Linked DNA regions of Homo sapiens: region 2 is linked to region 1. Evidence: chromatin loops called from intact Hi-C (ENCODE). Cell type or tissue: mammary epithelial cell. All regions are shown on one strand. Each heading gives the region's core, and the rest is flanking DNA. Links, peaks and the distances in the headings are about the cores only.

Evidence for each region. Peaks named below come from ENCODE experiments on the same cell type or tissue, not always from the same donor. Only the 100,000 strongest peaks of a DNase experiment are listed, where the experiment ranks them.
Region 2: a loop joins it to region 1, with 6 times the contacts of the local background. A loop is called at or near these places in 28 of 110 quality-filtered maps.

Annotation. Positions count from the first base shown.
Region 1 is chr3:16,059,156-16,062,073 of GRCh38, reverse strand. No RefSeq gene overlaps it. Among named protein-coding and RNA genes, the nearest start is that of GALNT15, 110 kb to the left of the region's middle. RefSeq lists an enhancer at 1,224-2,423. In mammary epithelial cell, for the core only: a CTCF peak has its summit at 1,481; a DNase peak (open chromatin) is centred at 1,573; H3K27ac peaks cover 1,888 bases.
Region 2 is chr3:16,246,207-16,249,124 of GRCh38, reverse strand. It overlaps a transcript of GALNT15 not described here. Among named protein-coding and RNA genes, the nearest start is that of DPH3, 17 kb to the left of the region's middle. RefSeq lists an enhancer at 1,489-1,783. In mammary epithelial cell, for the core only: CTCF peaks have their summits at 335 and 1,640 (motif pointing right); a DNase peak (open chromatin) is centred at 1,644.

The DNA of each region.
Region 1 (2,918 bases), core at 331-2,830:
CATTATAATATGATACATATATCCTATATATCACCAAACTATGCATTCCTAAGCACTATGGTTTAACTTTTCCTAACTTTGAGTTTTACAGTGTAACACCACAGTGCATACTCTTTTGTGTGTAACTTTTTTTCCTGAATATTTTGTCTGTGTTTCAGCCATGTTGCATGCAGCCGTAGTTCATTCATTTTCATGGCTGTATAGTATTTGCACTCATTGAATTGTGTCCCCCAAAAAGTTCACATCCACATAGAACCTCAGAAAGTGACCTCATTTGGAAACAGGACCTTTGCAGATGTAATCAGTTAAAATGATTCATACCGGATTGGGGGGCCCTTAATCTGATGACTGTTGTCTTTATAAGATGTTCATGTGAAGACATTGAGAGAAACAGGGAGAGTACCATGTGAAGATGGGGGCAGAGATGGGAGTGATGACAGCTACAAGCCAGGGAATGCCAAGGATTGCAGGCAAAGACCAGAAGCTGGGAGACAGGCATGGAGCAGATTCTCCCCGAGAACCTCCAGAAGGAACCAACCCTCCTGATACCTTGATTTTACACTTCTAGCCTCCTCAATTGTGAAATGATAAATTCCTGTTATTTTAAGCCACACAGTTTGTACTAATTTGTTATGGCAGCCCTAGGAAATGAATATAGTATTCCACTGTATAAACAGCTGCAGTTTACTTATAAATATACCACCATTTCTTGATCCATTCTGACGTTGATGTCGTTTGGTTAGTTTCTCATTTGGAGCTATTATGAGCAATGCCACTGTGAACATTGTTGTTCATGTGTCCTGGTGCAAGGATGTGCACTTCTCTGGATGACATGCCTCCACTGCCACCCTGCTTCCTGAGCAGTCAGCCCTCTATGGCTATAGCAGTAGAAATTCTGGGTCCTGGTAATGAAACAACTCAGATAAAGCAGAAAAAGACAACAGTGCAGCTAGCCAGAGCCCTGCTGGTGATGCACCCTCTGATTCACTGCAGCTCCAGCCAAGCTTCTCCTGCATGAATTCTCCATTCCTCCATCCCTGACCTTGCTGTGGCCCTGACTCCAGCAATCACTACCTCCCACTGACAGGGGAGGATCCTCTCCCTGATTTTGGCTCTGCCCTGCCTCCACCAGAGTCTCTACACCCCCTTTAGTCCCTTTCTTTTTTTTCTTTTTTTTTTTTTTTGCTAGCTGATCGAGTTTGGAACTGGTCTGTTCTTTGTTGCCCCCCTGGACTCAGCCATAGCATCTCAGACCAAAAGTTCCTAACAATGGTCCCTCCTTGCAAGGAGAGGCTTCCTGAATTATTTTCTCCCCCATTTACCAGGAAATCCACTGATTTTAGAGATTTTCCACCCCTAAGGACAGTAAGAACCTGAGGGCAGAGAGTGTAAGGCATCACGGGGCAGGAGAGGTGAGCATCTATGTGGTGGAAGCTGGGGTGCCGATGCACGTGGCTGCAACAGCATCTCCCAGTGGCCAAGTCACAGGGGAAGAAAAGAATGTTTGTGTCAACCACCAAAGGGCTGAGGTAAACAGTTGTCTTCACTCACTGCCCATTCCTGAAGATGAGTCACTTCCCAAACTTCCAGAGCTGTGACGACAATTGTTTATCTGACATGGACATTGAGCTTGTTTTCATTGCTGCAATACCATCTCAAAGCACACTGGGTTGTCCTTCTTCTGAGTAACAACATCCTCTTATTATGAATTCTGTATTTCATTTGGACCCACCTTCTTAGCATTTGTATTACTCCGTACAACTTGTTCTAGGAAATTGTGAAAATAGCAATATTGAGGTAAATAGAATTCTTTTTCTTTTTCATTTATTTTTAGGAAAATCTTACTGCTTTGATTTTAAAATCTGATGACAAATCTGTGGTTAACCCCACCCATCACTGTGCTGAAGAAAGAAATTGGATATTTTTTCTGTGGAATTTCAGCAGTCAATACTCTTTCCTTATTGCTCAAAGTCCTCCCACAGAGAAGTTCTGGGGAAATAGAGAGAAGGCAAAGGGTGGCAGTTGGGAGCCAAAATGCTTAGAGTTATAGTAAATGCAAAATGTGTTAAAAAGAACCTTGAGCTTTCAGTGGTACCACTGTCTTATATCCAACTCACAGAGCAATGTGGTGGGGGATGTATCAGGCAAGGTTCAATCAAGGAAGCATGACCACGATGAATGATGTAGAAAAACACAGATTTGCAATAGAGATTGGACCTGGAGTCATGATGGGAGCTGGTGGAGATGTCTGTGCAAGGCTGTTCCCTCTGCATTTGGTGGGCCAATCCTGAAGTTGCTATGGGTCAGCAGGCCAGGCTGTTTGGATGGAAAGCTGGGCATGAAGTGCAAAAAAGCAAGGAAAACGAAAATCTGTGAAGACAAAGAGGAATCCATAAGGACCAACTGAAATCCACAGGGACCAACTGCAAGTCATATCTGTCTTCTACCATCTCAATCTCAACCACATCGGTGACCCGCAAGCTGGGATCCTCCATCATGGAGTGACACACACTCCTGGCCAGAGCAGCTACAGGAGGAGGTCCAGAAGGAGGAGAGGAGGTGCAGGCCCAGCTGCTGCCCTGTGTAGGTCCGTGATGAGTGAAGACTGCAGCAGCCCCTTGTGTCCGACACCGACCTCCAGACAGTGATGGCTGATGCTCCACATTCACCTTCCAAATCTCACGCAGATTCCTCACATGGCACTCCTAATCTAGACCATACAGGGGAAGGAATTCTGGGAAATGTAGTTCTAGTAGCTAAGTTGACACAATACAAAACCATCACAGTGGTGGAGTCAGAAATACCAGGCAGATAGTTAAGTATGGTGCTCCCTTCTAGAGGCACCACTAAGCTAACACGCATACACTGCTTACAATGTGCCAGACACTCTTCCCAGCACTTGACACACACCAACTCAT
Region 2 (2,918 bases), core at 143-2,642, 190 kb before region 1:
ACTCCTCTTCATTTAATCAATATTTGTTAAGTTCTTGCTATGTGCCATGCATAATGATAGGAGCTGGAATGGTCCATGTTATTAACCAGTCTGCTTTCCACAGACTCCTAGCTGGTCAGGAAGTTCTGCCCTGCCTGGCCATGCCCCATCCACACACACATTGACGAGGAGCCCACCCCAGCCAAGGTTCTGTTTGGCTCCCGTCTGGGGCTCCTCAGTCTCCATCGCCTCATTCCCAAGTGCAGGAAACTGATTCCAAGGATAGTGCTTTCTATACATTGCAGAAATAGTGCTGGAATAAGGGCATCTCTGAGAAGATCCGTTCAGCTGTCAGAGAGCACTCAGGGATGCCTCCCACTGGTGTGCAGAAGTAACTGGCATGAAAGTACGTTAGAATTCACCACCCACCTGAGGTAAGCGAGGCATTTAAAAATGCATACCTATTTCAAGTAAAAACAGATGCCTCATTGTCATTTCTGTGACTCTCACAGTGATTTTGTCTTCAAGCTGTCTTTTTTTCCTCTAAGGAACTGAAGGCACAATGACCTGGGATTGTCAGTGTTCTCTACTGTGTCCAAACTGGATGCTGTTCAGAGAAGGGCTCATCATCCGGGGCCCAGCAGTCTTCTCCCCCGACAACTCCAGCTTTTCTGCACTGCCCATTCTCTGCCCTTTTTTGCACTCACCTTAAATTGTATTCCAATATCCTTACACGTGATTTTATATGTTCTTATATCACGGTGTGTATGTGTGTTTCGGCTTATGAAAGACAGAGATACAGATACAGAGAACGAGGAAGGGAGAGAAGGAATGAGAGAGAAAGAGCATGAGAGAGAGAATAAGAGAGAGAATGAGAGAGAGAATGAGGGAGAAAATGAATTAGACCACAAAAGCAGGGCATAGACCACGAGGATGTTTATTTGCCTGCTGGCTAAGGCACCTATATTTTCTAGGGCAGAATAACTTTTCATGTGTTTTGAGCGGGGGAGGGAGGCAGTGAACAGTAGCTTGAACGATAGCTTCTCTGTAAACATTGTCAGTAAACTGCAGGAGAAACACCGCCCCTCTTCAAAAACGACTGTAGTGAAAATGGAGCAGGTGGGACTGCGGCTAGGAGGCTGGTAGGTGGGCTGTAGAGTTTTCGCCACCAAATGACCGCAGCTGTTCACAGATGAGCTGGAAGCCTGGAGTGCCACATGTGCATGCCACTTCGTTCCTGGGACAGCCCCTGTGTGTGCTGGGTGACGTGTCGCCACCAAGCCAGGCCTCATGAGCACAAGGTTAGATCCTCAGTGCTAAAAAGGTGCTGGGTCCGGGAGGGGGACAGCAGACTGAGGTCGAGGGAAGCCCTGGAAATGCTGAGAGGTCAAGGGGATGGTGAGGGACTTTTATGTTCCCAGTACAGGAAGACAAAAAATGTATTTCAAGAGGAAATGATGCTTCATTTACAACACACTTTCCCAGGTTATCTGATTCTGGGCCTTGCGTTGTCTTTTATCAGTTGTGGGGTTGGAGTGAGTGTGGGTCACAGGCGTGCCTGTGCTTCTCCAGGTTTCACAAGCCCCGTTGAAGGGTGCAGCCTGCTGCTTTAATATTTGTTGCAGGCTGACCTGGTTCCTGTTTTAGTTCTGCCACTAGGTGGCGCAAGCTAACCAATTAGGGCTGCGGCGCTCAATGCAGACGGCAAAGGCATCATGATCTGACGTTCCTGGATTTGAATCCTTTGTTAGTTTTGTGACCTTGGGCAAGCCACAGTTTCTCCTTCTGTAAATTAGACATGATGAAAATCACCTTGCAGGGTGGTTGTGAGGATTAAATGAAAAGACATGTGCTAAGCACCTTGCACAGTGTTAGGCACACAGTCTAAATTGCTGCTTTTCTCTTTTCTTGTTCATCCATTCAATACACACTTATTGATCCATATTTCTGTGTCATGGCTGATAAGGACTTTGTCTGCAAGCATCCTTTAGCAGAAGGTCTTACAAACAGACACACACACACACACACACACACACACACACACACACTACAGTCTTTGCTGGAATATAAGATATATCTTCTACCCCCTGGTTCAAATTCATCCAAAATTTACTCTGTGCAAATGTATTTATGTATGAAAAGCCACATTCTGAAGAGGAAACACAATGGTAAATATATAGCAACAACAACAACAGCAAACACTGTGAATATACTCATTTCATGCTTCTCTAACTTTCTCAGAAAAATTACAAGCCATAGGCCTCACAACTCATCAAGTACAATGTCAATTTTCCCACCTAATTTTTATTTAAAATATTTTATTCCTGTAATACTTTCATTTCAATTATTTATTGCTATAAATACTTTTCTTTTTAATCTATATAATATTATGCTTTTCTTTCCAGAGTTAGAAGAGTATTCCTATATATGCAGAATCTATTATTCCCTACTGGGTTCTGCTATAGAGTATTACATGAACAAGATAACATGTTTCCCTCATAAAAACAATTTAAAATCCTTTTCAGGCTGGGCGCGGTGGCTCACGCCTGTAATCCCAGCACTTTGGGAGGTCGAGGAGGGCAGATCACGAGGTCAAGAGATCGAGACCATCCTGGCCAACATGGTGAAACCGTCTCTACTAAAAATACAAAAATTAGCTGGGTGTGGTGGCATGCACCTGTAGTCCCAGCTACTCAGGAGGCTGAGGCAGGAGAATCACTTGAACCCGGGAGGCGGATGTTGCAGTGGGCCGAGATTGCACCACTGCACTCCAGCCTGGCAACAGAGCGAGACTCCATCTCAAAAAAAAAAAAAAAAAAAAAAACCACTTTCAAAACATGTATGTTTGTCCCAGAGGAGGGCACAGTGACCCTTAGGACAGTTCCCTCAGGATGGCCCTGGGCTGTGGGCCAGTGTGCTCTGAGTGGAGGGTGTGTGAA